3 separate regions of the Homo sapiens genome follow, and regions 1 and 3 are each linked to region 2. Evidence: chromatin loops called from intact Hi-C (ENCODE). Cell type or tissue: K562. All regions are shown on one strand. Links, peaks and the distances in the headings refer to the core of each region. The heading gives the core; the rest is flanking DNA.

The links. Peaks named below come from ENCODE experiments on the same cell type or tissue, not always from the same donor. Only the 100,000 strongest peaks of a DNase experiment are listed, where the experiment ranks them.
Region 1: a loop joins it to region 2, with 2.3 times the contacts of the local background. A loop is called at or near these places in 2 of 110 quality-filtered maps.
Region 3: it touches region 2 in a loop (6-fold over the local background); 5 of 110 quality-filtered maps call a loop at or near these places.

Annotation. Positions count from the first base shown.
Region 1 is chr4:123,089,982-123,101,181 of GRCh38, forward strand. AFG2A (AAA ATPase AFG2A) reads left to right here. Exons shown (of 16, transcript NM_145207.3): 14 at 598-724. Among named protein-coding and RNA genes, the nearest start is that of AFG2A, 170 kb to the left of the region's middle. In K562, for the core only: a CTCF peak has its summit at 6,256; no DNase peak of the experiment used is centred there.
Region 2 is chr4:122,752,627-122,763,826 of GRCh38, forward strand. No RefSeq gene overlaps it. Among named protein-coding and RNA genes, the nearest start is that of BBS12, 26 kb to the left of the region's middle. In K562, for the core only: CTCF peaks have their summits at 5,526 (motif pointing right) and 7,489; no DNase peak of the experiment used is centred there.
Region 3 is chr4:122,596,319-122,607,518 of GRCh38, forward strand. No RefSeq gene overlaps it. Among named protein-coding and RNA genes, the nearest start is that of IL21-AS1, 17 kb to the right of the region's middle. In K562, for the core only: a CTCF peak has its summit at 6,431; DNase peaks (open chromatin) are centred at 6,423 and 7,103; H3K4me3 peaks cover 504 bases.

The sequences.
Region 1 (11,200 bases), core at 1,642-9,641, 340 kb after region 2:
TGGTACGTAAACCAAAGGAAAAAAAACTAGCCTGCTTTCTTTGCCTGTTTCTCAAGAAATCGGGATTGTGGTGATTACCTACCTTCTGATGTGTTTTAAAAATATTCTTAATATTTATGAAGAAACATCAGAAATATCCTAGTTGCTGTGGATGCGTAATGAGTTTTTTATTTCACATAGACTTTAGGTTTCATGTGAGGAATGGGTTTGCATCTTACTCAGTTTTTTATTCTAATTTCTGTCAACATATTTACCATGTAGAATATAAACATTGATTGAACAATTCTCTATGTATTTGATGAACTATTTTAAATAATCTTATATCTTGTTTTCCAGTGCTTTTATTTCTGACATTTATTTAAATATTTTTGTTTTGGAATGAAAATGAACATGGTTGATGATAGAGGAAAATAAATGATTTGAATACAGTTTGTTTTGAGATATGATAATGCAGTAAATAAAGTCTCAAATGCATACTTCATATTTGAAAATAGACATGATTTCTCTTGTTATAGACTATAGAACCTTTAAAAATTAATAGATAATAGTATTTGAAGATAAGTAAAGATATTTTTTAAACCGTACTTTCAAAATCAGTTCTTTAGGTGCTGGGAATGTAGCCGATCGTGTTTTGGCTCAGCTCTTAACAGAAATGGATGGGATTGAACAGCTAAAGGATGTGACCATTTTGGCAGCTACTAACCGTCCAGATAGGATAGACAAGGTAAGAGAGAAGGCATTGTGGATATTATAAAATCAAGAACTGGCTTGTTTGATTTTATCAGGTTTTTGTTTTTGTCAAATTACTTTCTAATCAGTATTTCATTTAGAGGATATTGAAGAATGTAAAGCAGGTTCACTGTGGACTGGTTACCATCTTGTCTGAGTCTGGTAAGACAGAACATTCTTGCATACAAGTTATACAAAGCAAGTTTACCACTTCTGGATAGGCAGCAAGATACAACAGAAGCCTAGGATTCATTGCAAGCTAGTCTCTCAAGGTTCAGGAAAACTGCCCTGGGTGAATGGAATCTTGACTGCATATGCCCCACTTGCACTGCAGCTGAGGGCCTCTGGAAAGCACCCTGTTCCAGGTTTTATACACTGAGTATGTGAGACTCACTGGGCTAAAGTGTTGGAGGACATCCTGTTTTTAGGGGAGGACTGGAGTAGAACCTGGGCTGTTCCAGCCGGTCCCTCCCTGTCTCAGGATGTTGCATTTCCTGCACATGCTACAGTTATTCTTGAGAGCTACGATGGGAGAGAGAGAACTTGGTCATTCCAAGACCACCCAGAGAGCTGTCCTACAAAGGATCTTAAACTAAAGGAAATGAAGAGAACAAAGGAAAGCTTTTATTTACATTTTTATTGCTTATGATTCAGTATTAATGAAACTATTTCATAACTCTTCAATATCTACTCCCCAATCTTGTATCTTACTTTTAGCATATTTCTCTAGAGAATTGAAGTTTTGAAATTCTTTGTTTCATCTAATTTATTCTTCCAGAGTTTTCAACATTTTCATCTATACGAAGGTACATTCTAGCTATTTAGCAAGTACTAGTTAGACTCCAGTTGCCATCAACACAAGAACTTTGAAGAAGTACTGTCCTAATTGTTGTTTTTAAAGTAATTAGAATAAAAATAATGGATTCTTCTATTTTTTTAAGAAGTTAGTCAGGCTGTCACATTAAATTAAGTAGTATAGGTGCAAAACCAGTCCTTTTAAACTATTACTACCACTTTTTCCCTAGGTCATAATTTAATAAAGGAGTTCAGTAATTTAAGTTCCTCATCTATATCTAATATGTAATATTTTATAAGGATTTAAGTTGAGTAAACATTTGCTCTCAGAGCGTGAACCAGTTTCTCTTTTTTGTTGTTGCTGGCATTATTGCCTTGTGTATGACTTTATGAGCTACTTTCTTCCTGTGTACATATACACATTCTTTCAGTTTTAAAAGATGTGATTTTTAAAAAAGACCCCTTTGAATGTAACTATTATGTGGCAAGAAAGCCTTGCTTTGGTTAGGTATTTTGCTGTGTGATAAAGATCCTTTGGTAAAATTCAGGAAAGCTTTGGACCTTAAAAAATCATTCCCTTCCTGATGCAGTATTTTATTAGAAGATAGGTGAGTTCTGAGTATTTATAGAATCTGGGTTGGTGTTAAGGCATCTCTGAAGTCTATACAAAGTATAAGACTGTATCTTAACAAGGACTGTAGAAACTGCTGAAAGAGCCCTTAAAGTTTACCTAATTCTGCCTCTGGTTTCACAAATAAAGGGTGCTGAATCCAGAAAAATCTTTCTCCTGGTAAGAATTCATTGTATTTTTATGATATTTATTTCCTGGTTTCCCTGTGGTTAATAAGCTCTAAAATGTCTTAGGATTTTTGTCACTACGGCTTAATCTAATAGTAGCCTTCTTTGGCTTCCTAATGTTGGGTGTCCTCGATATTAGATATATTTCTTGAAGTAGGATGTAAGGCTTACAGTAAACTTAACTGCATTTTTCTAAATCAAGCTGTCTGACTTGGCCTGTTTAGTGCTTGTATTGTTGTTTTCTTTCTGTGTAACAAATTACCACAAATTTAGCAGCTTCGCACCCATTTGTTAGTTCACATTTCTTAGGTTAGAATGTGGGCACAGCATGACTAGTTTGTCTGCTCAGGATTTAAACTAAAGACTGAAAACACAGTGTTGGCTAGACTGCATTCGCATTAGGAGCTCATGTTTCTAAACTCACATGATTGTGGCACAGCTCACTTGTGATTGGGGCTGAGAACTAAAGACTGAATTTCCTTACTTGATGTCAGCTAGGAGCCACTCCCAGCTCCTAGAGACTACCCACATTCCTTGCCACACAGCCCCCTCCTCCATCAGAAACAGCAATGGAAAACTCCATTATGTTTTATCCCTGTCACACTTCAAATTTCCTTTGCCAGGAAATTTGTCCCTTTGGAGGGCTCATCTAATGAGGTTAGCCTTATTGAGGAAAAATCTCTGGACCTTGAAGTCAGTTGATTAAGGATCCTGCAAAAGCCCTTCGCAGTAGCACCTAGATTAGCATTTGATTGAATAAGTGGGAGAAGATATGTTTCTATCAGGGTGATACAGGACAGGCCAGCCCCAGAATTGGGACATAGCCTAGGAGGGTTCTTTGCTACCCCCAGGAAAGAATTCAAGAACTTGCTGGGGGTGTTAGACAGCAATCTTTTATTGATTGGTACTGCCCGTTGTGGTGCAGGGCTAACTCATAAGCAGTGCACCCAGAGTTGGCAAGGTGTGGGCTTTTGGCAACTGTATTTATACTCACTTATGCCCACTTTCATTTACATGCAAATTAAAGGGTGAGTTAACACAAATTGATTCTATGAAAGGGTAACTTCTGGGTCACTGCCATGGAAACGGGTGGTAACTTTTGAGTCATTGCCATGACATTTGTCAACTGCCATGGTTCTGGTGGCAGTGTCTTAGGCCAATGAGCATTGAGCGCAGCTAGAGATCGCTTTTGTTGCCATCTGCTGGCTTTGGCCAGTTTCTTCACTTTGCCCCATGTGGACTAGATCCTGTTTTGTTCAGCAGAGTTTTTCACCAGAAAACAAGTCTTGTTGGTCTCCTACCTTATTCCCCCCTCAGAGATTAGAAACTCCTCCTTAATCTTAAAGGGCTGCAGATGGGCACAGGTCTATCTTCTGTAAGTGCTTTCTGCTGATTTTATAAACATAGGCTCTGCCTAGCATGGGAGGAGTAAAAATCTCTGGATACCTGATCTAAGGAGCCCAACAGCAGGATATTTTCATTTTCTGGGTCAGAAGATAAGATGAGTTGGAAGCCTTGTGCCAGCATCATCTTTATGTTGACTTTAGAAGATACAAACTTTAGTAGGAGGTTAAACAAGAAAATTACAATTATAAGGAAGAGAAAACTTAATGCTCCTATGCCCACCCACAGCATCACATTATTTATCTGTGTGTTTGTGAAATAATAGCTTTAAGTCTTCTAGAGGTTTGTAAGTTATGGTGTCTTCCTCTTATGCCTGCAGCGACTTACAAGAAACAGGTTTAATCCTGGACAGCTGTATCCAGCTAGTGATTCTCTAATGTTTGACAGCAGTGGAGGTCCTTAACAATACCTGATAGGGGTCCTTCCATTTTGGGTTGTAATTGATCATCAGGGGATCTTTCTTTTTAAGTTCTTAGTAAGACTAAGTCTGGTTAAACAGAGGAACTATTTTTTTCTTTGTGGGAAACGGCAACACTTTATTTTCATAATTTTGAAAGGCCTTTTGAACCTGGCCTAAATTCCAAGAGCCGGGGTGGCATAGTGAAGTCTGTCCAACCCCCTATTTCCCATCATGGCTTGAATTAGTTTTTTAGGTTTCTGTAGGATTTCCTTTGGCCGGGGAACGTGTAAGTCAAAAGACTTATAGCCAATTAAACATTTTAGGCCAGAGAGGAATGGAGGTGGCTTAAAACATTTTAAGCAATATAGGAGTCAAATATTAAAAGCCAAAAATAAGATTATATATCAAGAAAAACCAAGAGCATCAAATCAAGCTATACTGGGGGAAAAGTGTTCCTGTAGATCTCTAAGGCAAAACACTCTAGTATCAGGCCATAACAGCAGTCAGAACCAGAGGAGAAACAAGTTACAGGAGCTGACAAAAAAGCTAAAGGAAAGAGTTACACAAATCTGAGAAGCTTTCAAAAGAAATAAATCACAGAATTGAAAAAGCAAAAATTCTGGTAAGTTAGCAAATTAATACCTTAAGAAAAGCTGGCTCTAACACCTAGACCATTTTCTAGAAAGTCTACCACGAACAGTTTTCCTTCAGTCACAGCCAGCTTAATCACACACAAAACTCCCCTCACAAATTCCCTTTCACAAACCCCATTATCACCCACACAGACCATCCATGACATGTCTGGACCTTGTGACCTGTCCTACACCATCTCCCTCTCAAACAACCAGTTACTTTACTCTAGGACAAGAATCCACCATGCAAGGTCCCTCATACAAAATCACTTTCTTTATATCCCTCCCCACAAAAAAAAAAAAATATATATATATATATATATATATGTGTGTGTGTGTGTGTATATATATATATATATATCTTTTATCCACACTTTCCTCACATCCCTCTTTTTATTCATTGATTCCCTCTTATTTTGAACCATGGCCTAAATGTGCTGTATATATTCTGTAGTTATGGTGGGGAAAGTGCCTTCAGTATTTAGTGATAATTATAAAAAAGTTTAATATTTAATTCATTTCTCTTTCAGGTAGAACTCCCTGTGGAACATGAATTTTTTTTAACTATACTTTTGTTACTACTCAGATGATATATACTGTATCAAAAGTGTATGTCCTTGTCAAGTTCTCTAAAGTTTGTGAAATACAAGAGAATATGCAGTAAAATTTTAAGTCTGTTTCCTTTCCAGATACTTTTTCTCTGAAGAACTACTGTGGAACATTACTTATATTGTTTAATAGTACTATAAAGTTGTTTCCACACTTGTATGATTAGCACGTAATGTTCAAACTGTGCCATGAATGTGCTGGTAGAAACAAAACAGTTTTAAGGACAATTAAAACAACAACATCCTGTTATGAAGTAAAGACACAGTTTTTACCATCTTTATTGTCTGGAAGAAACTGTAGTAGGAATAAAAGAGGCGACGAAGAGTTAAAGTACATTTTATGTTTTTAGGCTAAAACTGATTAAAAAAAAAGATCATTGTAGGGTCAAAGAAATTGATATATATAGTGTAATTTTGGCTACATTAAATCCAGGCATTTGGCCTTTTAAATTAGCTAGCATATTTTACAATCTTGTTGCCTCTTACCCCACAACCTCTATGTTATGATGATTTTAGGTTAGTATGTTAAAACAAGGAGAATTCCTGGACTGTCACAGGAGTGAAATTGATATCATTATGTTACCCATGTGTTGTGCATATTTAGTGTCTCTTTTTGACAGTATTTCAGTTTCATGTCTTCTGGGGAGACTAAAGCCAAAGTTTCTTGGGGATTCTGGTGTTTTAGCAAAGACAGTGAGACACATAGCTCAAGAACTGCGTTATTTTACTCCTTGCTATGTCACATTTACATGTCAGACTCATTTGCTGTGATGTAGCACACTAGGCTGGTGAAATAATTGCTTGTGATGTCCCTAAGTCCCCGAGGCTTTTTTCTACCTCCTGCTTAGATAGTGAAGAGAAGTTGAAGTTGAGTCCTCTAGTGTTCATTTTGCGTAAGAGTGATAGGATGCGGTAGGACAGATGAAGATTAATGAGATTGTGTGATATCAAGTAGGCTCATTGTCTTTAGATTGATTGCTGATGGTCTGGATTTGCTTAGCATCAGGAGAGTTTAGAAACAAACAACTAATTTATTAATGATGCCCAAATAATAGTTAAATGCCCAAACTTTTGGAATTTATGTTGTTCATTGTTAACAACTGCTGTGTGGCCCCTTTAGAAGTGTCCAGTCCATGACATTTTATACATTTGTGTTGAATCTTAAGGAAAACATGATCATGTCTTCTTTCTCGGGTGATAAGCATGCCTCAAAATAGTTTTAATTCTGTGAATATCTTTGAATTCAGTTTATTTGGGTACTTTTAGTACGGATACCTACTATATAACAAGCTCCTAATAAGAACTATTAAATTATAAGCATTATCCCTAGCGTATAAACCTAGTTTTCTTGTAGTAGGAAATTTGAAGGACTTCAAAAATTTTACTTTAAGCCATCTATGGAAAAGATTGCCCAATTGAGAAAAATTGTGAAAGATATGTAGAAGTCTTAAATAATTTTGGTTTCAGGATTATTTTCTATTGTTGTGTTAGACTCATGGAGGTAGTAAATTGGCATTAATTTTCCTTACAGTTTTTCTGGAAGAGGAAATGTGCTTAATGAGCTAAATAAGACATAACATTTTGTTTTCTTACATTGTTGCAAATTGAAGTTGGGTTTTGTTGTTTGTTTGTTTTGAGATGCAGGTCTGGCTGTTTTGCCAGGCTGAAGTGCAGTGTCTATTCACAGATCATTAAGTTGTGCAGCCTTAAACCTTTGGACTCAAGCAATCTCCTGCCTCAGCCTCCCAAGTAGCTAAGATTATAGGTGTGCACCACAGCATCCAGCTTAAAATTTAGTTTTCTAGAAAGTTTTATGACATGGGGAAAAGTTAATTAACAATATTTAGGAATGTCCACAAATAAAAAGCTAAATATACGTATCTTTCGATATTCAAATGACTAGTATTCCAAAAATACCCTCAGAAGAAAGGCTACAAATGTTTCTTCATTCTCCATTTTTCCTAGTTATAACTATTGCTCTTCTAATATTACTCTTCTTAGCTAAGTCAGAACTAAAAAAAAAAAGCTGCAAGGACTAATTGACATTAATAGTTCAAATGAATCATAATTCTTTACTTTCCCAAAAGTATTTAAGGAATGGATGCCTATTAATCTTTCACATTGTTTATCAAAATGATGTGAATAGTCTTTGGTGAGCCATATTAAGATTAAAGCTGGAAAGCGTCCTGTACGGTTGTTTTCCAATTTCAGCTTTGCCATCTTTACACAAGACTCTCATAAGTGTTTTTGTTATTGTTGCTGGATTCTTCTTTTGTTTGTTTTTAAAACTCCAGGTGTTTTAACTTCTATGACAGTTATTATTCTTATCTTCTATGGCAGCCCCTTCCAAGTTTTGGCTTTGGGGATAGAGAATTGGGAGAGATCAGAGAAGAGAGACTGGTGAGAGGTTGTATGCATATGTGGGTCTTACTTCATTTCGATGTTCATAAGATAAAGACGCTTTATCTCAAGGGTTGGCAGACCATGGCCTTTAGGCCAAACGTGACCCACCAACTGGTTTTGCATATCCCATTGTCTAAGAATAGTGTTTACATATTTAAATGATTAGGAAAATACTTTAAAAGTGGTTTTTTGTGACATATGAAAATTATATGAAATTCAGCTTTCAGTCCTCATAAATAAAGCTTTATTAGAACACATCCACACTAATTTGATTATGTTTTGTCTGTTACTCCTTTTGCACTACTGTAGTAGAGTAGTTACAGTACAGACTTATGGCCTATAAAGCCTAAATTATATACTCTAGACCTTTGCAGAAAAAGTTTCCTGACTCTTGATTTGTCCTTGTAAGTTTTTAGAAGATTAGTAGCCTTTAATGTCTGTTGTTCATATATGAACCTCACGTTTTTGTTTCTTTTTAAAAAAGATTATTTTAATTGACATAAAAATTGTATCTGTTTATAGAGTACAACATGTTGTTTTGATAATTGTGTATTCATTGTGGAATGGCTAGATCAAGCTATTTAACATGTGCATTACTTCACATACTTCTTATTTTTTTGTGATGAGGACACTTAAAACCAACTCTCTTAGTAATTTTTAAGTATACAATATATTGTTAACGATAGTCACCCTACAGTACAATAGACCTCTTGAACTTATTTCTCCTGTTTAACTGAAGGTTTGTATCCTTTGACCAATATCTTCCCAACTCCCTTAGACCTCCAGGCCCTGATAACCACCATTCTACTTTCTGCTTTTGTGAGTTCAACTTTTTAAGACTCCACATATAAGCAAGATCATGCACTATTTGCCTTTCTTTGTCTGGCTTATTTCACTTAGCATAATGTCCTCCAGGTTGATCCATATTGTCACAAATGACAGGATTTCCTTTTAATAAAGGTTGAATAGGATTACCTTCTGTATACATACCACATTTTCTTTATCCGCTTATTCTTCGATGCATACTTAGGTTGATTCCATGACTTGGATATTGTGAATAATGCTGCAGTGAACATGGAGTGCAGATGTCTCTTGGACATACTGATTTCATTTCCTTTGGATATATACTCAATAGTGGAATTGCTGGATCATAAGATAGTTTTATTTTAAATTTTTTAGGAACTTCCACACTATTTTCTCTAATATCTGAAGTAATTTATGTTCCTACCAACAGTGTACAAGGGGTCTCTTTTCTCCACATCCTCACCAACATTTATCTTTCATGTTTTTGACAATAGCTATTCTAACAGGTATGAAATGGTATCTCATTGTGGTTTTCATTGGCATTTCTCTGATGATTAGTGATGTTGAGCACTTAAAAAATATACCTGTTGGCTATTTGTATGTCTTCTGAGAAATGTCTATTCAGGTCTTTTGCCCATTTTTTAATCAGGTCATTTGTTGCTGTTGAGTTCCTTATAAATTTTGGTATTTTAGATTTTAACACCTTATCAGGTTTGGTTTACAAACATATTCTCTCATTTTATAGGTTGTCTCTTCACTATGTTGAATGTTTCCTTTGCTGTGCAGAGGCTTTTTAGCTTCATGTAATCCCATTAGTCTATTTTTTCTTTTGTTGTCTGTGCTTTTGAGGTCATGTTCAAAAAATTATTGTCCAGGCCAGTGTCATGGAACATTTTCCCTATAACTTCTTTCAGTAGTTTTTCAGTTTTAGCTCTTTATTCGTCTTTAATTCATTTTGAGTTGAATGAGCCACAGAGTTTTTTTTTTTAAAGATTGTTTAAAATGTTTAACACGTACGTTTTCTGAAGATACATTATAAGTCGTATTTGAGTAAAAAATATAATACTGAACTTAAATAATAGTAGGGAGGCTGAATTAACTTATTTCAAGCATACACCATCCCCTCTTGAAAGCTCTCTTAATCTTTAATTTTTTAAAATACATTTTCTTCCACTAAATACTTATTTTTTCCAACTGACTCCCGAAAACTCATAAATCTACAATTGTTATTACATGAGTAATGTAAATATTTATTCATGCCACCTGAATCTTAAAGTTCCATTGGTTATTAGCTTTTTGTAGTTATGAGTTGTATGCCCTTTTTAGTATTTAGCAACATTGGGATTTTCAGGCTTAGATTTCTAAATTTTGAAAGATTCTGTGTTTAGATATATTTGTTTAGTAAATAATATTTGATGTTGTCAACGTGAATTGAAGTATGTTTAATATTAGAGAAAGTAATACCATAATAAAATACATGTTGCTGTCAATACCCAAGGTCTAAAAGAAATTTGGTTTTTCAAGACTGGAGAGGACATAGAAGGCTCCATGGTCTAGATGACCCATCTGATACACTGACACCTGTTGTAAAATCCCAACCCATCATTTCTTCATCCTTTGCTTATTCACCCACACTGATGGGGAACTATTAATTCACGAAATAGACCATTTCATTTTTGTGTCAGACTATTAAGAAGTTCTTTAATCCGATGAACAAGCAGCTGTTTGTCTCCCTAAACCCTCTATACCTCTACCTGATTTTATTCCAAAGTCTGTAAAGAACAGTTTTTAATCCTTCTTCTATATGGTGTTCCTTTATTTTTTAAAACTGTTAGTTATCTTGTCTTTACACTTTATCTCACTAACCAGTCTTTTGTTTTTCAGGCTTGACATTTTGGATTATTTCATATGCCATTGTTTTTCCGTCTAAAGCATTCTCATCTTTTTCTTGTGAACTATTTGTCCTTTTTGCTCTGAAGTTGTAACATCCACCAACAAATATATATTGATTGGTTGTGTTCTATCAGTACACAACTTAGTGAGACTCCTGCTGCCTCTACCCTGAATACCTTGCTTCTCCTAATGCATTCCAGGATTTTGTTAGCTTTGTTGTCAGCTGCACATTGAGATTGCTATTGAATAAAGTCATCAGGAACAACAACAAAGGTGAAAAGCCCAGGTCTTTCTTCAAAGTCTGCTAAATAATAGTTTTCACGCCTTGGGCTTGTGCAGTTAATTTGATTTAAGTTTCAGCAACTGAGGCACAATATATACCAGATATAGAAGTTATCCTCCAAAATTAGCTCCTCTAAGTTTCTCCTACTTTTCACATGATTCCCAGATATTCTTTTCTTTAAGTCCAAGTGATTTCCCAATTATTTCCATGGCTATGGCTACAAAGGCTTTAGGCCATAGGAATAGAGGAATTTATTCTTACTAAATTCATCTTATTAGATTTGATTAATCTTCCCAACTTGTCAACTGTGGGATCTTGTTTCTGTCATTCTCTATGTATTTCTTTATTCATTGATAGCAAAGGCACTATATATCTTAAATACCAAGAAGAATTTATATAGCTTTCTTTTTGAAAAATTGTTTAAAGTATCTAGTTCAAGATCCCCAATCTA
Region 2 (11,200 bases), core at 1,251-9,250:
CACTTTGGGAGGCTGAGGTGGGCAGGTAGATCACACTTTTTTGTACCCATTAACTACCGCCACCTCCTTACTACACTTCCTAGCCTCTGGTAACAATTCTTCTAGTCTCTATGTCCATGAGTTCAATTTTTTTATTATTTTTAGATCTCACAAATAAGTGGCAACATGCGATGTTTATCCTTCTGTGCCTGGCTTATTTCAGTGAATATGATGATCTTCGTTTCCATCCATGTTGTTGCAAGTGACAGGAGATAGAGACCATCCTGGCTAACACGGTGAAACCCTGTCTCTACTAAAAATACAAAAAATTATCCGGGCGTGGTGGCGGGCGCCTGTAGTCCCAGCTACTCGGGAGGCTGAGGCAGGAGAATGGCGTGAACCCGGGAGGCGGAGCTTGCAGTGAGCCGAGATCGCGCCACTGCACTCCAGCCTGGGCTACAGAGCGAGACTCCGTCTCGAAAAAAAAAAAAAAGAAAGAAAGAAAAGAAAAAATTGTACATATACACAATGGAGTACTATTTGGCCCTAAAAAATAATGAGACCCTGTCACTTGCAACAACATGGATGGTACCGAAGTTCATTACATTCACTGAAATAAGCCAGGCACAGAAGGATAAACATCGCATGTTGTCACTTACTTGTGGGATCTAAAAATAAAAATAAAAAAAAATTGAACTCATGGACATAGAGAGTAGAATTGTTACCAGAGGCTGGTAAGGGTAGTAGGGAGGTGGCGGTGGTTACTGGGTACAAAAAAAATAGAAAGAATGAATAAGACATACTATTTGGTTACACAACAGGGTGACTATTCAGTAATAATTGTATATATTAAAATAACTAAAAGTGTAATTGGATTGTTTGTAACACAAAGGATAAATGCTTGAGGGAATGGATACCCCATTCTCCATGATGTGATTATCTCACATTACATGCCTGTATCAAAACATTTCATGTACCCCACAAATATATATACCTACTATGTACCCACAAAAGTTAAAAAGAAAGAAAAGGAAAAAAGATTAAAACGACTATCTTGGTCCTTTTGTGCTGCAATAACAGAATACCACAGACTGGGGGATTATAAAGAACAGAAATTTATTGTCTCACATTTCCGTCAGCTGGGAAGTCCAAGATCAAGGTGTCAGCGTCTTGTACAGACCTTCTTACTGTATCTTCTTCACATGGTGGAAGAGCAAGAGATAGCAAACCCACTCCAGCAAGGTTGTTTTATGACAGCATTAATTAACACCTCTCAACACTGTTGCATTGGGGATTAAAATTTCAACACATGAATTTTGGGAGAGGACAAAAACATTCAAACCATAGCGCACCGACCAAATATTCTAACAGACAATGAAAACGCAACAGAAACTCACCAGAAAAAAATGCAGCCACACAGCTGATGACAATTAATATTTGTAAATGAGTTAAATCATCTAGATTGATGTTTTTGAAAGAATAGCACATTAGAAATATCAGATATTAGAAGATATCAGAAGATATCAGAAATTAGATGGCAAACAACAGGTTATGAAATGGGAACTCACACAACTCAAAAGAATTGTGGGGGAATGTTGCCAAGAAACACTTTGGACTAAATTACAAGAAATATAGGAATAAATAGACTCCACATAAAACACAGTAATGGAGGTAAGTTTCAATCCCAGGAACACAGTAGAGGAATTTCCTCTGTCACAAACTCTCCTGAAATGCCATAACAGAGATCTGCATTATACCATTTATTGTTTAAAATGATTACTTAAATGTACAACCTTTCAAAGAACTACTTTCCTATGTTAAAGATGGACCATTCAAACATTAGAGCACCCTCTGGATTTCAAAGCCATGAAGTTTAGGTGCAGTTCTTGGCTCATGAGTTCATGCCATTGTTCTACTCTAAAAGGCTCAATTTAGTGAGGGAAAGGGAATGGTGGGTCAAAGGAGTCAAGGGTCCCACAGGGTGGCAGTGCTTAGACACTGGTGTCCCCTGGCAAGTTTCCTGTGATCATAGCTTTATCTGAATAGCAGAAGATAATCATCATCAGAACTAACTCATGTTAACCAGACTCACAGAGAAGATGCTAATTTCATATTTATATTTGTAATGTAACTACCCAAAAGATCAGAATACTCATATGAACCGAGCCAAGAATGTCCTCCCATGTAAGAAAGTCTCTCTGGGAAGCTAGGAATATTGTTTGTTGAGGCTGAAATTGAAGCCAAGTGAGTCCTCTGATAGAGCTACTAGTCAGACATGCTCTTCAGGAACACCATTAACCAGTAAGGCAAGATCTTTGCTCACGACGTCTGTTGTGTATTCTTTATTCAGAAATTAAGATAATTAAATACACACTGCGTTTTTAATCAATCATATTTCAGACTTGCCCTGTGGAGGCTGCAAACTGTGAACCCTGAAAATCTGAGACAGGTCTCAGTTAATTTAGAAAGTTTATTTTGCCAAGGTTGAGGAAGCACACCTGTGACACAGCTTCAGGAGGTCCTGATGACATGCGCCCAAGGTGGTAGGGACACAGCTTTGTTTTATACATTTTAGGGAGACATGAGACATCAGTCAATATGTATAAGATGTATATTGATTGGTTCAGTTCAGAAAGGTGAGACAACTCAAGGCAAAGGCGGGACAACAACTCAAAGTGAGGAGGGAGCTTCCAGGTCATAGGTAGATAAGAGAAAAACGGTTGCATTCTTTTGAGTTTCTGATTACATATAATTTATGTATCCTATTAGTTTAGTAGGACAGATGCATTTAATTTATAAATATAAATGCATGTATTGGGGCACATGATCAAAAAACCTGAAGACTTCTCCATGAGCAAATTCTGCATGTGGCAGAATATGAACTCTGCTTTGATAAAGTAATCTAGGAGCATATATTCAATAAAAAGTGAAAAACTGATTTTAATTAGCTCTACCGTCTATGAGTAAAAAAATTTAAAAAATGTAATGCATTCTAAAGAAATACTTTCAAAGCGTCAAAATACTTTTCAAAGGATTCTTTCTTTAAAAATCTAGTTTCTTTGTTATTTCTAAATGAGTTTTCACCCGTGGCCACTTAGTCATATATTATTGTGGAGCTTTTTAAACAGTTTAGATCTTTATTTAGACTAGAAAATGTATTCACAGTTTTAGATCGACTCTTGGGATAACAAAATTCACATTTTGCAAGCAGCAGCCATGCCAAATTGCCCATGCTATTTGTGGTTTACTTCTAGGCTCCTAGATCATGTTGTACAAGCTTTTACTTTGCATGTGACTTTATCCTCGACGAATTTTATTGCATGTGCTGGCACCTCCTTTCTTCCTAAGTACTTTTACATACTGAGTCAGGTCTCTTTTTTTTTTTTTGTCTTTAACTATGGATTGCCTTTTCCTCTTCACCTATTCACACTGTCATTGGAACACATTCATCCTTTAATTCTTTCCATTATTCTTCAAGAACATTTTTAGAGGAACTTCTTATTCTGTTATTTTCCCCACACGTCAAGGTTACCATTATTAATATTTGGGGGTATGGCTTTCCAAGGCTGCTTCTATGTGTGTAGATGTAGATGTGTTTTTTACAATCCAAAGTGGGGTCATACTAAACATGCGGCCATATAATCTACTTCTGTCAATTAATATATCAAGAAATTCCCCTAATATTATTAGAGTTTAGTAAAATAGTTTCAATGGTATCATATCATTCCAGCGCAATAACCTACTATAATTTATTCAACCAATATCCTATCAGACATTTAGGTCAATTCCAGCTTGGGAGCTATTACGGACAAGGGTATCATAAATAGATTCTAATGGAATCTTTCCTATTATTTGTGATTATTTCTTCTGGATAAATTCTTAGAAATGGATAACGGGTCAATAGGTAGCTAGGCATTTTTAAGCTTTTCTGATATATATGTATTTTTTGAGAGGTGTGAATTAATATTTTATTTTTATTTTTATTATTGTAGAGACACAGTCTTTCTCTGTTGCACCAGGCTAGAGTACAGTGGCATAGTCAACTCACTGCAGACTTGAACTTTCAGCCTCAAGCAATCCTCCCACATGAATTAATATTTAAATAGTCTGTCCATTAAGGAAATGATGAAAATTCCAGTTTCTTACAGGTTTGAATTTTAAAAACCACAAATTACCTTGTTTATGAAAGAATTATTTGATAATCTTCTTTGAGTTTTCAATGTTCACTCATGGGGGAAAAAAACATTTTCCTGAGATTCATGTATAATTCATTATTCTTATTTCCAAGTTAGATGCTCCCTGAGACCCCTGGGAACAAAACTGGGCAAACAGTAGATTTGTATAAGGAGTCCCAAAACGTGAAGGAAAAAGCCTAGGCTAGAAGCCAGCACCACCATTTACAGTTAGGTGGATTGTGCCCTTTGCGATATATTTTTGCCAAATTGTTCTCCAGAAGGCTCTGCAAATGAACGTGTCTTTTCCCCAACCCTTGTCAACACTGAATATTATCATTAACATTTTTTTGGACCAATTTGAGTAAAAATGCTATCTAATTTTAATTAAACTTTTTTTTGATTATTAGTAAGGGAGACAAAACAGTGACTTTTCTTTATTTTAAAAAAAAGATTTGGGCCGGGCGTAGTGGCTCACGCCTGTAATCCCAGCACTTTGGGAGGCTGAGGCGGGCAGATCACGAAGTCAAGAGATGGAGACCATCCTGGCCAACATGGTGAAACCCCGTCTCTACTAAAAATACAAAAATTAGCTGGGCGTGGTGGCGCGTGCCTGTAGTCCCAACTAGTCAGAAGGCTGAGGCAGGAGAATCGCTTGAACCCAGGGAGCTGGAGGTTGCAGTGAGCCGAGATCGTGCCACTGCACTCCAGCCTGGTGAAACAACGAGACTCCGTCTCAAAAAAAAAAAAAAAAAAAAAAAAAAAGACTTGTAAAATGTCTATTTTCTTTCCTTTGGTGTTAGATTTAGAAAGGTCTTCCCAATTCCAAGATTTTGTTACAATCTTCTATATAGACTTTTTAGTACTTTTGTTATCTTACCTTTCACATTGAAATATTTCATCTAACTGGAATTTGTTTTAGTAGGCAGAGGTTATGAGTTAAGACTGTAAATGAACTTTTTCTAAATGGTTATACACTTGTCCCAGCATCATTACAGAGCTTTCATTGCCCATCCAGATTTTTCTTAGCAGGGAGGAAGAATGCCAGCAGAAAAAGAGAAATTAGTTCTCAGTTGCTGAGAAACATTTTCATTTCTTTCTAATTATGGATTCATACTGTTCCACACTCTTATCATTTTTTTCTGCCACCCTAGTGCCATATATTACTGAAAAAATAATATAGTAGAAACTTGTTGCACTAAAAGTGCTGAGAATTACGCCACTATCTCTTTTTATAAAAATCTTCTTGTGTTATATTGACAGCTACTCTCAAAAGTGTTTTAAAACACACTTTCACCTCACTTCTTTAAAACTTTGAAGCTCTGAAAATCTAAAGATGTCTTCTTTCTTTTGACCTGTAGGTGGCAAACTTCTACTCCTATGCCCTTTGAAAATTTTGACCTGCCGCTTTAAAATCCACAAAATAAAAGATTATTGTAGTGTGGAGTAGCATAAATCTGTAAGTAAGGGATTAAAAGTAACAGGAACTCTTTGGGCAGTTTCTTTTTTATTACTGTATGTTTGGAGCTAGTCAGCATAGGCCAGGGTCAGAGTCCTGGCTCTGCTATTAACTAAAGGTGACTTGGGAAAGTGATTCATTTTCTCTTGGCCTGTTATGTCGCATGTAAATGACAAAGTTGAACAAGGTCACTCCTCTTATACTTTTTTACTCTAAATTCTATGATTCCTATTGCTAAATTATATCCCTGACAGATTTTGAGTGATAGTGAAACCCATTTGAAAGGGAGAAATATGACAAATAATGGCTCCTTAAAAGATTATAATGGTAAGGCCAGGCTTTACAATTTTATTATGGGCACAACAGTGTGGATGTATGTAATGCTACTGAACTACACACTTAAAAGTGTTTAAGATCATAAATGTTATAATAAATTTATGTAACAACAAAATTTACGTAATTATGTGGTAAAATATACATAACATAAAATTTATGTAATTTTAAGTAAATAAAATTTATTGTCAAAAATTTATTATACCATGTTTATAACACGGGGTAGGGCACAGTGGCTGACACCTGTAATCCCAGCTCTTTGGGAGGCCAAGGCGGGAGGATCACTTGAGCCCAAGAGTTTGAGACCAGCCTGGGCAATGTTGACAGACCCCATCTCTAGAAAAAATTTAAAAATTAGCCCAGTGTGGTAATGCACGCTTGTAGTCCCAGCTACTCAGGAGACTGAGGCAAGGGGATCGCTTAAGCCCAGGAAGGTGAGGCTGCAGTGAGCTGTGTTTGTGCCACTACATTCCAGTCTGGGCAACAGAAGACTATCTCAAAAAAAAAAAAAAAATGGGGGTTTCAAAAATTGGTCAGTTATTGATTCAAGCCATTATAATGACTTATTTTATTACAAACTGGAGTAGTACAATAGAGAATGAAATAACTTTTTCAATTATATCGAAACAAATTAACTTAGATCTATTGTCACTAGAGCCATATCAGTAAATTACAATGGGTTCAAAAATAGAACATAAAATATGAATCTACCAGAAACTAGACTATACAATGTAATACTCAAAGAAACCAGAATAACATATTTATCCCTTTTGTGGATGGCGAGATAAATTAGTGGCTATTTAAAAAATAGGTTATTAAATGCAAAATACATATTTCCATATTACAAGAATAAAAACACCATCAAATGACAGGAAGAACTAAATGTGACACACCATAAAAAGGTTACTATTTTATATATATAAATATGTTTCAGCTGGGCTCTCCCTGATCCCAGGTTATACCTGACCCAAACCTTATATCCAGTAACTCCCCTCCTCAAAATTTTATTGTGCCTCATTCTCTCTCTCTCTCTCTCTCTCTCACACACACACACCCCCACCCCACACCTTTTTACTTCTCTTTGTCGTCAGTGTTTTATTGCCACTTTTTTTGCCGTCATCACCCTTTATTTCCCTAATCTTAGTGACTATAACCAATCCACCTTTTGTATCAAGCACTTCTTGGGCTTTTTACTTTATTAAAAATGTTAGTAAGTTATAGAGGTGACAACTTTCAAAATGTGGAGTGGTGACCTTTTACTGTTTCCTCATTACACCCTCCTTTTTTGCTTTTATACCTTCTTTTCTTCTCTTCTCTTTCCCTTTTCCTTAATGAAAATAATCCCTAGTCTCAGGAGGAGCTGTTCTTATACTCACCCTCCACACAAACTGCCATTTTCCTAAAAAGCACAGCCCTTCCTAATTAACAGGCCTACTGGGTGTCTAATTTTATCTATAAGTTTGGCATTTAAATTCCATTTAATAACAAATAAAGAAAAACAATTTACACAAGAAATTTTGGGAAAATGCACGACTTTGCTCTATAGGAGCAGTATAGAGCAAAACACTTTACAGCAGCATTACATCCTAGTGAAAATACACAAAAGATAGAACTCAGTGTTAGTGGGCATGTGGAAAAGCATGCATTTATATACCTTGCTGGAAAAAATAAAAATTGGTTCAATTTTAAATTGTTCTTATACAAAAATGTTTATAATTCTTATACAAAAATGTTTATGGGCGTATTATTAAAAAATGAAAGCAACCCAAATAATCCACAATGGGAGACATTTAGACAAATAAGATATATTAATATGATTAAATGAGTACTGCATAGTATTTTTAATGTCAAATATGTATTTTACTTCAACACATAAAAATGTTTATTATACCTAATGCTAAATGACGAGTTAATGGGTGCAGCACACCAGCATGGCACATGTATACATATGTAACAAAGCTGCACGTTGTGCACATGTACCCTAAAACTTAAAGTATAATAATAATAAAATAAAAAATTTTTAAAAATGTTTATAAACAGTGATCAATTAAAACAGAACCCAAGATAATATTAACTTTATTACTATTTAAAAACAACAAAGATTACAACTCATAAGAATATAAATAATTTCAATTTCTGTTCAATTTGGAAAGTTGTTTCAAGTTTTTGAAATGACAATTCCAACTACTAGTCATAATTATTCTATCTAGTATTATATCTCTATGAAAACTAGGACCAATTGTTCAGCCTATTTGACTTGATTTTAATAGTTTAAGCCATTTCCAAAAGATTTTTTTCCTTCTAGAATTACCTTAACCAAAGTTTCCTACATACTAGAATTTATTTATTTATTTAGATAGTTAGTTAGTTATTTTCAGACAAAGTCTCACTCTTGTCCACCAGGCTGGAGTGCAATGGCACGATCTCGGCTCACTGCAACCTCCGCCTCCCAGGTTCAAGCGATTCTCCTGCCTCAGCCTCCCAAGTAGCTGGGATTACAGGTGCCTGCCACCACGGCTGGCTACTTTTTGTATTTTTAGTAGAGATGGGGGTTTCACCATGTTGTCCAGGCTGGTCTCGAACTCCTGACCTTAGGTGATCCACCCGCCTTGGCCTCCCAAAGTGCTGGGATTACAGGCGTGAGCCATCGCACCCAGCCCATACTAGATTTATTTTAAGTTACATTTTTCCTGTGCACTAACTGAATATAGGACTATATTAGATATCTTTAAAAGTTTATTCGTGTATGGCATTCTCAAAAATACCTGGCCAATACTGCTTAAAACAGTCAATGCCATCAAAAACAAGGAAATTATGAGAAATGGTCACAGCCAAGAGAAGCACAAGGAGATAGAAGGACTAAAGGTAATATATATGGTGCCCTGGATAGGATTGTGGAACAGAAAAGGAACATCAAGTGATAACTAAGAAAATCAGAATAAAGTATGGACTTTAGTTAAAATTATGTATCAATACTGGTTCATTAATTGTGACAAGTATACTATACTAATGTAAGATGTTAATAAGGGAAAATAGATGTGGGGTGCTATGGTCTAAATGTGCCCCCTAAAATTCATGTATTGGAACTGTATTCTCCAATGCAATGAGGTTGGGAGGTAGGCTCTAATGGGAGGTGTTTGGGTCATGAGGGCAAAGCCCTCATGAATGGATTAATACTGCTATAAAAAGGGCTTTCAGGAGTGGGTTCTCTCTTCTCTTCTGCCATATGAGGACAAAGAGTTTGTCCCTTTTTTGGCCCTTCTGCCTTCCTTCATGTGAGGACACAGCAAGAAAGCCCTCATCAGATGCCAACACCTTGATCTTGGACTTCTCAGCCTCCATAGCTGTGAAAGAATAAATTTCTGTTCTTTATAAATTACTTAGTCTTTGGTATTCTGTTAGAGCAGCACAAAGCAGCCAAGTACCTGGGTATATTGGAATTCTCTGGACTATTTTCACAATGTTTCTGTAAGTCTAAAGCTATTCTAATAAAATTATAAATTTATTTTAAAAACACATTAGTGTGTTCAGACTAACAGTACCTAATGTATTGAAATTAATGTACTAAATAATTGAACCTAGTTTTCTGTGAGTAGTAAGCTAATAAGGCAAAAAATTACTGGGTCATATCTATAATCATGTAATGGTTCAAAAGAACACATCAGTAACAGAAGATACCCTTCAGTAAAGCGAAAGATACATTATTAAAAGCCGAGAATATAGAAAGTACTCTATACAGGAAAGAAACATCCTTACCCCAGGCATATGTAAGTTATTTCCAAAAGGAACAAATGATGGGAATACATCCCAAGAGCAGACTGCCAATTCTAGCCTCTAACAAAACCTTCTTATCTATCATTATGTCAAGTTGTTACTTTTATACTATAATATTTAATGAAATCTATTTCAGACTATTTTGAGGTTTCTTTTCCTTTTCTGAATTTTTTTTCCTTTTCCATTTATTTTGCCATTTTTCCTGGCAGTTTTATTTTTAAAATTTCCCAATATGTTTATCTAGTGAAGTGAAGAAGAGTCTTTGTACACTGTCTACTATGAATGAAAGCAAATTGGGAAGTTCCCGGCCTGTTGACAATGTTGAGCCCTGGTTTGATGTCTAAAAAAAGTAGACTTGTTTCCTGTGTTAACCTCAGTGCAGGAGGTGGAAAAGGCCACTTCCCGATAGGTTTCCACTTTGGGCTAAACATCAAATTAAAAGAAGTGAAACAGATGTAATACATTTGTCCCTCACCACTTAATTAAATCATGTATTAAAATAGTTTCTTGTTAATGGATTCAAAATGTTTTAAACTAACATTAGTGTTTTCTTGTTTGAAAGCAATAGAAACTTCTGTTGAAGTCATTTATTTTCCTACAAATAATCATTGGCTTCCTGTAGTATTTCTAAAACTGCCTTGTAAGAATTACATGCGCCACTTGTCAAAATGCAGATTTCCAGACCTAAAAGCCGTCTTTTTAATTAGAGCCTTCTCATCAGTTAAGTTTTTTGTAGTAATCCTTAACCCCAGCTACACAATAGAATCACCTGGAGAGCTACTAATGTCCCAGCCTACCCCTTTTATACCCCAGATTTTCATTTCTTTTACTGGATGGGGCCTACACACCAGTGGGTTTTAACGCTCTCTGGTTGGTACTAGGGTGTAGCCAGGGTAAAAAACCACTAGTCTTGTGTTTGGAACCAAAATTAATCAGAAAAACCTGTACTTTGCTCCTCAGGCTTTATTTAAAACACATTGGCTACCGAACACACCATATGGATCTCACGAGCATAAGGTTGAGCAAAAGAAGCGAGACACAAAAGAGAACATACTAACTGCTAATAGATTCAGGGTTTCATTTGGGGATCATAGAAACCCTATAAATATCTGGAATTAGATAGTGGTGATGTTTGTACAACATAGTAAATTTACTAAAAACCACTGACATGTACTTTGGGTTTTTTTGTTGTTGTTTTTTGTTGTTTTTTTTTTTTTTGACACTGAGTCTCGCCCTGTCGCCCAGGCTGGAGTACAGTGGCGCGATCTCGGCCACTGATCACCGAGATAAAGAAAACAAACAGCAGTCTTAAGGATCGTACTCCGCCTCCCAGGTTCAAGCAATTCTCCTGCCTCAGCCTCCCAAGTAGCTGGGATTACAGGTGTGCACCATCATGCCCAGCTACTTTTTGTATTTTCAGTAGAGACAGGATTTCACCATGTTAGCCAGGCTGGTCTTGAACTCCTGACCTCAAGTGATTCGT
Region 3 (11,200 bases), core at 1,469-9,468, 160 kb before region 2:
ACAGGACGGGTGCGGTGGCTCAAGCCGGTAATCCCAGCACTTTGGGAGGCCGAGGCAAGCGGATCACGAGATCAGGAGTCCGAGACCAGCCTGCTCAGTATGGTGAAACCCCGTCTCTACTAAGAAAAAAAAAAAGCCGGGCATGGTGGCTCACACGCCTGTAGTCCCATCTGCTCGGGAGGCTGAGGCAGAAGAATCGCTTGAACCTGAGAGGCAGAGGTTACAGTGAGCCAAGATCATGCCACTGCACTCCAGCCTGGGCAACAGAGCAAGACTTTGTTCAAAAAAAAAAATTAATTAGCTGCATCCCACAATTTTGATATGTTGTGTTTGTATTATTACTAATTCAAAATATTTTCTAGTATCTTTTGCGATTTCTTCTTTGACTCATGGGTTATTTAGAAATCTATTTCTTAATTTCCAAATACTTAGGACTTATCTAGCTATCTTATTATTAATGATTTCTAATTTAATTTCATCGTGGTAATAAAACACATACTTTGAGATTTTGAAATTTATTGAGTTTTATTTTACGGCTGAGAATATGACCTGTCTTGCTGGTCATATTCTTGAATGTTCTATGTGCAATTATAAAGAATGTTTACATTGAAGTTGTTGTTAGTGTTCCATAAATAGTAGTTAGAGCAAGTTGTTTGATAGTTGTATTAGTCCATTCCTGTGTCACTATAAAGAAATACCTGAGGCTGGGTCATTTATAAAGAAAAGAGGTTTAATTGACTTACAGTTCTACAGGCTGTACAGTGCTGGCATTTGCTTCTGGTGAGGGCCTCAGGAAGCTTACAAGCATGGCAGAAGGTGAAGTGGGAGTAAGCACGTCACATGGTGAGCGAGGAAGCAAGAGAGCAAGGGGAGAGGTGCAACACATTTTTAAATAACCAGATACCGTGTGAACTAACTGAGCAAGAACTCATTTATCACCAAGGGGATGGTGCTAAACCATTCATGAGGGATCTGCTTCCATGAGCCAGTCATCTCCACCAGGCCCCACCTCCAACATTGGGAACCATATTTCAACATGAGATTTGGAGGGGACAAACATCTGAACCATATCATCAGTGATATTCAAATATTCTGTATACTCGGTGATTTTTTTTTTTTTTTGTCTAGTTGGTCTACAAATTACTGAGGGAGGTGTGTTAAAAATTGCCAATTATAACTGTGGATTTGGTTATTTGTTCCTTTAGTTTTTTCAGTATTTGCTTCATGTATTTTGAAGCTCTGTGTTAGACGCATACACACTTATAATTGTAACTTATTCCTGATGAAATGATTCATTTATCATTATGAAATGTTCAATGTGCATCTCTTTCACTGGTACTACTTCTTGCTTTGAAGTGTATTTTATCTGATATTAACATTAGAACACACCTTCTAATACTTAATATTTTTATCACATATCTTTTTCTGTTCCTTTAAACCTACCTATGATTTTATATTGAAAGTGTGTCTCTTGTAGAAAGCATATAGCTGTGTTTTGTATTTTTACAAAGTCTGTTTCTGCTTTTTAATAGTGTTTAGTCCATTTTCATTTAATATTATTAGTTATATGGTTGGATTGAAGTCTATCATTTTCCTGTGTGTTTTCTCTTCATCCCGTCTGCTTTTTATTCTTGTGTTTCTTCTTTCCTGCCTTCTTTGGGTTAATTGAATATCTTTATTATTATATTTTAATTTCCCTCATATTTAAGTATTCCCTCCTTTTTTTTTTTTTTTTTTTTGAGACAGAGTCTTGCTCTGTCGCCCGGGCTGGAGTACAGTGGCATGATCTCATCTCACTGCAACCTCCACCTCCTGGGTTCAAGAGATTCTCTTGCCTCAGCCTCCCGAGTAGCTGAGATTACAGGCACCCACACCATGCCCAGCTAATTTTTGTACTTTTAGTAGAGACGGGGTTTCACCATGCTGGCCAGACTGGTCTCGAACTCCTGACCTCAAGTGGTCCACCCGCCTCGGCCTCCCATAGTGCTGGGATTACAGGCGTGAGCCACCATGCCCGGCCTGGTATTCCTTTTTTAATCCTTTTGAGCTACTACTAGGATTATGATATAAATTTTTAATTCATCATAGTCTGTGTAGTGTTAATTTGTACCACTTCATGTTAAATTTAAGAATCCTAAACAATGTAATTTAATTTACCACTACTCCATCTTGTGTGCTGTTATTATAGATTTTTTATAATCTCCACAAGAAGATGTTATAATTTTAATTTTTGGCATTAAACAGTTACTTGTCTTTGAAGGAAATTAAGAGAAGAAAAATGATATCATTCAATATTTACCCATATATCAACTATTTCTATTATTCTTTATTTTTTCTTGTATATCTGAATTTCTTCTGAGATCAGATGCCATTGGGCATGGTCAGGGTGGTATGGCCATAGACAAATTTCTATCTGCTATTATTTCCTTTAGTTTGAAGGATTTCCTTTAATAGTTTTTGTAGGAAATCTATTCGCTTTTAAAACTTTTTTTGAAAATACATTTGTTTTGCCGAATTTTTGAAGGATATTTTTATTGAATATAGAATTTGGGGTTTAGTTTCTTTAAGGCATGCTAAGGATGTTTTTTCATTGTCATCTTTTTAAATGTTTTATTAATATCTCAAATTTGTTTTATCAGTTTTTTCATTTTCTTCTGTCTTTGTTTCTGATGAGAAGTCAGATATCATTCTCGTCATCTTTTTCCCGTAAATAAGGCATCTTTTTTTCTCTTCTGGATGCTTTAAATTTTTTTCAATTTTCCATTGGTTTTACCAGTTTAACTATGGTAGGCATCATCTTCTTTGCATTTATACTGCTTGAGATCCTCTAAGGTGCTTAGGTCCACATGTTAATGTTTTTTACCCAATTTGGAAAATTTTTGGCCACCATTTTTATAGATTTTTTCTGCTTCATTATCTCCCTTGTTTCCCTCTGGGACTCCAATTTCACATTTTAGACCAATTGATGTTATTCTATGTCCCCAAGGTTCTAACCACTCTTCAACTTTCATTCTCTGTGTTCTTCAAATGGGAATGTTCAAATATATGTGTACAAGTCCACTGACCCTTTATTCTGCTATATTCAACCAATTAAGTCCATCCAGTGGTTTTTTTACTTCTGATATTATACTCCTTGGTTTTATAATTACCACTGCTTTTATAATTTCTGTGTTTCCTAAGACTCTCATCTATTCACTCACTATAACCATTTTTCCTTTAAGCCCTTGAGCACATTTATAACAGTTGCTTTAAAGTTATTGTCTGCCAATACCAATCTTTGGATTATCCTGGGGTATGTTTCTCTTAAGTGCTTTCTATACTCATATTTTCCTATTTCTTTGTGTGCCTATTATTTTTTGTATACTGATGTTATGCATGATACATTGTAGAGACTGCAATCTGTTATCTTTCTCTAGAGATGATGCTATTTGTTGTAGTAGGCATTTAAATTACTGGCTCATCACTTGAATTTGTGGAGGCATGATTTCACATTTTTGTTAGGATATGTTTGTTTTTGTTTTGCTTTTAGTCTTAGGATTAATTCCTATATCTTGACTGCTAAGGACTAGCCTCTGTGAGGTTTCAATGGAAAGCCCAAGGTGTTTACCAAGTCTCTCTGACTTGATGGGAACTATATGCCAGCTCTATCTATACTGAAGTGAATACCAGCTGAAATCTCTGCTGAGCCTTTTAGATAGTGCTGTCCATTGGGCTCCTGAAGTCTCTCTTGTCCATGCACAGTTCAGGGACTGTTCAAGGATTTGAGGCAGTTTATAGGCAGGTTTAGAGGCTCCCTACTCCAACTTTCTCCCTCAATTTCCAGCTACTCTGCCACCCCAAACTGTGTTCTCTGATCCTGCAAATCAATACACTGAAAACTTCTGCTTGAGTTCTGGTTTCCCTACATCTCATGGATTGGAGAGAGCCCCCAAGGCAAAAGTCATCTAAATGTAGCTCTCACTCGTTATGATTTTCTTCTTTCAGTAATCAAACTCTCTTCACTTTTTGCCTACTTTTCACTGTTCTTGGTGGGTGAATTATAAATAGTGGCTTTTCATATTTTATTTGAGGCTTATCATTGTTATTTGTGGGATAGTTGGTCTAAACTACTTGACCATTACCAGAATCAGAGCTTTCCCATAGTATTTCTTTTAGAGATGGGTTTCGCTATGTTGCCCAGGCTGAACTTGAATTCCTGGGCTCAAGCAATCCTCCAGTCTTAGCCTCCTGAGTACCTGGGACTACAGGCGTCCACCACCACACCTAGATACCCATAGTAGTGAACATTCACCTATCACAGAGTGTACCACACTGTGCTGTAATTATGAATTTTAATTGTTATGTCTCCCCCACTAGACTCTAAATCCTTTCCAGCAAGATCTATTTTCTGTAGTAGATTCCAGACCAGAAAAAATATAGGATATTACACCAAATTCTGTATGTTTTAATATGTTACCAATCCGTGCTTGACAAAGTGATGTTTTCTGATTGTCAAAGGAACATAAACAGTACAAACAACTGTGGGATCTCAGAATGTTTTACTCAGTGTAACTCTTCTACATGATTAGGGACTTTTCTGCCATTTTCATGGTAATGTAGCCTTACTACAAAGCATGTATTCAGGGAGTGGACTCTGTATCTGGCTCTGTAACCTGCAAGAAGCCAGCCTACTACTGCTAAGACCTAATGCTCTAAGTTGACTAGTAGGCTTCATAAACTGACCGGGCTCATTTTACAAAGAGTGGGAAGGGGATTCTACATTCTTATTTTCTACAGTTGGTTAGCCAGAGAGGATACTCCTAGAGGGGGGTTACACCTTAATTTCATTTAACTAGGGGTTTGGTGAGGATCTGAATACCATCATTCTTTTATAAAAGTTGTGTGGAAGATAATTTAAAGTGTGGAATTGAGGAGTCTATGAATTCAGCACTCTTCAATTGTAAGTGACAGAAATACAATTGAAACAGGCTTAAATATAAAAGAGGATTTTTTTTTCTTTTTGGCTCACATAAATAGGTTAATGGTGAACCTTCAGGCACAATCTATCTCCCTTTCTCTTACTCGGCTTTTGTCTGGAGTCGGAAGGCATTCCCCAGAGAATGATAAAGATGGCCACTGGTACTCTAGCCCAAATCTCATCAGCTTAGCAACCCCAGTAAGAAAATAATATCTCTCTCTAAATAATTACAAGAAATAGTACAGAAAGTCTTCCCATTGCTCTAGCTTGTGTTATGTACTCACACCTGGAGCTGGGGATGGAGTGAGACCAACCCCAGTTGACCACATAGGCTGATAGTTGAGCAATGAGGGATTTGCAAAGAAAAAGAGGGATTCTGATAATGGAAGAAGGAGGATAGATGTTAGGCAGACAAAAACAAAGGGTTTTGGTTTTTTGTTGCTTTTCAACAGAGAAAAAGAAGTTACAACATTAAATGTAGAAGCAACAGAGGCTAGACTAGAAGTGAGCAGAATCAAGGGATAAAAGACACTAAATAACGCAGAAGTAGTTAAAACATTCAGACTATATTGAGGAAACATATATTACGCAGAAAATAATGATAAACTTTTGGAAGAAGGAAGTGTGATCAAAGGCAGCTGTAAAAGAAGATTTAATTTATGTGTTTAATTAAAATGCTGCAACCTCAAATCTTCTGTGGCAAACACTGGGAACATTTTTTTAAATGACTTCTTCAATTATTAAGAAACTGTGTATTAAAATACAGTTCAATGAGGCCAAGGTTGTAGAAAGGAGGTTCTCACATGGGCTATTTGTCATGAAAGAAATTCCCTAAGTGGGATGAGGTGGGAATTCAGCACAAGCTATTGTCACTACAGGCAAAATAAGTCTGAAAACAAGCTTCTACATTGTTGAATGTGTAAACACTTTATAAGACATTTTCCCATACCTTATTCCATTTTATCTTTGTGAACATTCTATGATCTTAGAGAGGCTGAATTATTACAGCTGTTTCACAGATGAGGAAATCTGCAGCATGTTTCTGGCTTCTTCACAAATGAAGGATAAAGCATAACAATTTCCCAGTTAAAGAACTAAAGAGAACCCCGACTAGATTAAGGTCACGTTACCAAGAGCCAGTGACCAGGCATTCTGCCAGTTTCAGGATCCTGCGAGCTCCCTTCTCTGCTGTTTCTGTGTGAGCAGGTCCATCCCGAAAGGTATGTCACAGCATGTTTCAAACAGTCCTGTTCTTCACACTTAAGTTCTGTGGGTCCAAGAAGAAATGATTTTCCTGGCCCTGAGGCTCCTTTTAGAACTGATTTAGGTAGCGGAAATCTTTGTAAAGTCCAGGATAGAAAAAGTTGAGAATTTTTTTTAGAATTTACATTGTTTGCTTTTCGCCGGGTACGGGGTGACAAGGTCCTGATGTTCTTAGAACTGGGTGTCTGTATGTATTTGCGTTGTTTCAATAGGTGGCAGCATGTCCTCTTCTTTAAAAGGTATCTTTTTAAAAGGACATAGTGAAAGCTTCTGTTGGGAAATGAAAAAGTGACAATAAGAGAGGCAAATAGGAAATGTTCCCTGTGACACACGGTACATATATTGCTCATAGTCACAACTCAAGTCATTTAACAGGTTTTGATCCATCAGTAATAACTTTAGAACAAAAGTTGTATCATGGCACTTCTACTTCAAACTATAATGCCACTTAGGTCTCTCCTCACTGGGGACTCAGTATATTGGAAAAGTTTTGGGTAAGCAATGTGAAGCACTTTCCCACACGCCATTTTGTCAATGATTCTGTTTCCATTTTGGCCGCACCCTTTCGTTGTCTACCTTCTTCAGTGTGAGCAGCTCCAATCTCTCTTCTCCCTTCAGGATGGATTTATTAATCAACAGGTGTAAATATTTTAATTCTATTCGCAATGGAGTTTCTCCCGAAGGGACCCTCCAAGGAATGTTTTGTTCTCACTGGGTCAAACAAGAAAGGGAGAGGCTTACTAGAAGCTTAGAACCTGACAACTGCCCTATGTTCCAATAATATTGAAAGAAGTTAGCCAGCTTGCTTTAGGCAGACAGTAAGGGAAGGGTCCCCTAGAATCTCTGACCCGTCCTACAAGTGTTTATACCAGATGTTTTGCGCAGATAAGGGAGCTTGCCTAAACATGCCTGCGGTGGAAAATTCCATTCCTTAACACAAGTGCAGTAAGGGAAACAAATCAATATGGAGCGGCTCAGTCTAAGGGCCCGAATGCGCACTGCAAGGAAGGGGTAGAGCCTCCAGGAATTCATGCCTTAAGCTGGGATATTTAACTGTGAAGGAGGCAACCGGATTTCAGGACCCCTCTCTTTGCTGAGAGCTTTCCTTTTGCTTAATAAATTCTACTCCGCTCACTCTCTTGGTTCGGTGCACCTAATTTTTCCTGGTTGTGAGAAAAGAAGCCAGACCTAGCTGAGCTAAGGAGCAAAAATCCTGCATTAATATAAATATCCCTATCTGGGAGAATTTATTCAGTTTGTGGCATGGAAGTGATGGCTGCCCTGGGGTAGGGGTTGGTTGGTCAGGAGGAAGTAGCAGGTCCTCTTGGTATGTAGGATGTAGGGTACACATCAGTAGTGTCATATTCTCTCACTTGAGCACTCGCTCTTCGTGCTGCAACTGTATTCATCTCCGTAAACTGGACTCCTTTAGGTTAAATGGGCTTAAAGATAAATTGTGACCAAAAAAAGAAATAATCTATATAAAATATATATAATAAATATATGTAATTATACATAATTTTACATGAACAAATATATCCTAACTTTCCTGAAACTCCCTCTATTATGACAATATAATTTATCTTTGCCTTAAGCCCTCCTATTTTAAAAATAAACTTTTTAAAGGAAAAAAATGCACTCCACCTGCCCAGATCTCCTTGGATTCTTTTTATCAGCTCTGTATGCTCATCCCCCAATCTTCTGCATGCTTTGATACCAGCTTGTGTTTGGGACACTCAGAGGATTGCCCTCTCTTTATTATGCAATTGGTATGCACTGGAGCAGCCTCTTCAGAATTCTGAAGCTTGGTAGAGGTGAGTGGCTAGTGTGGGAGGACAAAAAGCCCAGCCCCTTTGCCTCCAAGCACAGCTGACAACTCCGCAGGGTAATTTATGCCCTGAGGATCCCACAGGATCAGGCTGAACCTGGGGAGTCACCTAAAATCATGCCCTGGCTTGGCTTTCCCCTTCCCTATCCTGCTTTTCTCACTCAATTACTGATTTATCTGGGAGCGTCTCCTTAGTAAATCACAGGCACCTGAATCCTTAACTCATCACCTACTTACCTATGATGTGTGAGGAACGTAGGGCTGGGCAACATGGTGAAACCCCGTCTCTACTAAAAATACAAAAATTAGCTCCACATGGTGGCACTCATCTGTAGTCCCAGCTTCTTGGGAGACTGAGGCAGGAGAATCACTTGAACATGGGAGGTGTAGGTTGCAGTGAGCTGAGATCACATCACTGTACTCCAGCCTAGGTGATGGAGCAAGACCATGTCTCAAGAAAAAAAAAAAAAAAAAAAAAAGATTATAGGGGAAAGAACACATATACATATACACACACACAAACACACACAAAAAAACCCTTTCCTCCCCAAACTGACCACTTCTCGGCCATCTCTCACCAGGAAGATGGTGACGTGATCAGCACTAGTTTTAAAAAAATCTTAAAGTTGTTCTTGTTGACTGAAGTACCACAACTTAGAATCCTGTGGCAACTTCTGGGCTTTTACCTCACTCTCTTCCCAGTTATCACCTAGCCAATTGTTTTCCCTCTCCATAGCCTTCTCCAGCTTCTGCTGTGTGTCATTTATCAGATAGAACTTTTTAAAAAACACTTTTCCATCATTTATTTTCAATTTTTTATTGAAATATAACATACATAGAGAAAAAAATGGTATTAATCATAAGTATACAACTCAACAAATACCATCTTATAGGTCAAGAAATACAACATTACTAGTACCCCAGAAGCACCCGTTTATACTCTCTCTCAACTTATTGATGTGTTCAATTCCATTATATGATTGTTCCACAGTATTTCATTTTGAGAGAAGGTAGAACTCTTTTAGAGACTCATAAATGAACGTATAGATGCTTCGAATTTTCTATTTTTGTAAAGGGGGAGGAGATATAATATGGAAGGGTGTTCGTTGTATGATTGGATATTTTATTTGCCAGAAGAATTCTAGACAATACAAACCCAGAAGTTTTCTATAGAAAAATATTTTTGCTAAAATTTTAATGATAAGTGGAAGAACGTTTCCATTTTTATCTTTCAAGTTTCATACTGCTGAAGTCCAGTTTCAAAAATAAAGAAGAGGTGTGGTTACATCTGATAAGAGAATGGGGGAATATTTGCAGAAGATACAAGATAGATAATAGGAAGAAGTTATAAGGGAAAAAATCAATAGCACACAAATTGCATAATAAATAGAAGGCAAATTGTGTGTTAGGAATGAAAACGCTGTGGGAGACCTTCATTGCAGAACCCACCAATTCTTTCTGCAAATATTTAATGAGTTTTTTCAATGTTCAGGACATTGGTCTAATAGCCAGACATACAGCAGTGAATAAAAAAGACAAAAATTCCTGTCCACATGGAACTTATATTCTAGTGGAAGACAGAGACTATAAACACGTAAATGGTTAAAATATATGTGTCCAGGGTGGTAAGTGCTATGAAGAAAAATAAAGCAGAGGTATTTGGGCAATTTAAAGTAAGGTGGTAGTGAGGCAAGACCTGGTGGAGAAGATGATATTTGAGTAAAGTCATAAAGGAGGTGAGGGAATGGGCCACATGGACATTTGGCAGGAGAGCATCCAAACAGAGGAAATAAAAAGTGCAAATGCCTTAGGAGAGAGTGTTCCTGTAATGCTGGAGAACAGAAAGAGCGCCAATGTGGCTGGAGTCAAGTAAAAAGAGTGAAAACAAGGTTAGAGAGGCTGGAGGTGGAAGAGATGTGACCAAGTAACCCTTGTAGGACTCAGGTTTTACTCTGAATTATATGGGAAGTGTTGGAAGATTTTGAGCTGAGAGGTGGCATACTCTGATTGGTTTTTAAAGGGACCATTCAAGTTGTTTTGTTGCAGATAGATTTTGGTGAGGGGCAAGGACAAAAGCAGGAAAACTATTTGGGAAGGTGACCTGGTTTGAATCTGTGTCTGCACCAAATCTCATATTGCATTGTAATCCCCAGCTGGGGGTGGGGCCTGGTGGGAGGTAACTGGATCGTGGGGGCGGAGTTCTCATGAATGATTTAGCATCATCCCCCGCTTGGTACTGTATGCTCCCCCTGCCCGCTCCTCCTGCTCCAGCCATGTGAAGATGCCTGCTTTGGCTTTGCCTTCCACCATGAGTAAAAGCTCCCTGAAGCCTCCCCAGAAGCAGATGCAGCCATGCTTGTATGGCCTGTGGAGCCATGAGCCAATTAAACCTCTTTTCTTATAAATTACCCAGCCTCAGGCATTTCTTTAAAGCAATGTGAGAACAGACTAATACAGAAGATATTACAGTCATCTGAGTGAAGGATTATGGTGGCACCAACAAAGTAGAAACTGGAGGTGGTGAGAGAGGATTTTAGAGATACTTTGAAAACAGAACTGACTGGCTTTGGTGAGAATTTGATTCAGCATGTAAGAGGGAGATGTCAAGAAATACATCAATGAATAAATCATGTGTTTTGTGTTTAGTTCAATTTAATTTTGCCAACATTTGTTTTCTACTATATGTTATTTACTGTGTATGAGGCACTGTGCTTGCCTCATATACAGTAATTTCTCTTTCCATTTCTCTGGAAAGAGAAACTGACATATAAATAAATAAATCTGCATATACTATATTAAGTCTAATAATCAAAGTATGCTCAAGTTCTGAAAGTGGGAAGGGGTCAACACTGTCACAGAAATACAGTAAGATGGCAATGGAAATCCTTTGAGAAGAATGATGACTAAGTTGAATATTGATGGACATCTGAGTGTTTTCTTTTTCAGGTTATGTGTATATTTTTTCTTTCTTTTTTTAAATTTTCCTTTAAGTTCCAGGATACATGTGCAGAACGTGCAGTTTTGTTACATAGGTATATGTGTGCCATGGTGGTTTGCTGCACCTATTGACCTATCCTCTAAGTTCCCTCCCTTTACCCCCCACCCACCAACAGATGCTGGTGTGTGCTGTTCCCCTCCCTGTGTCCATGTGT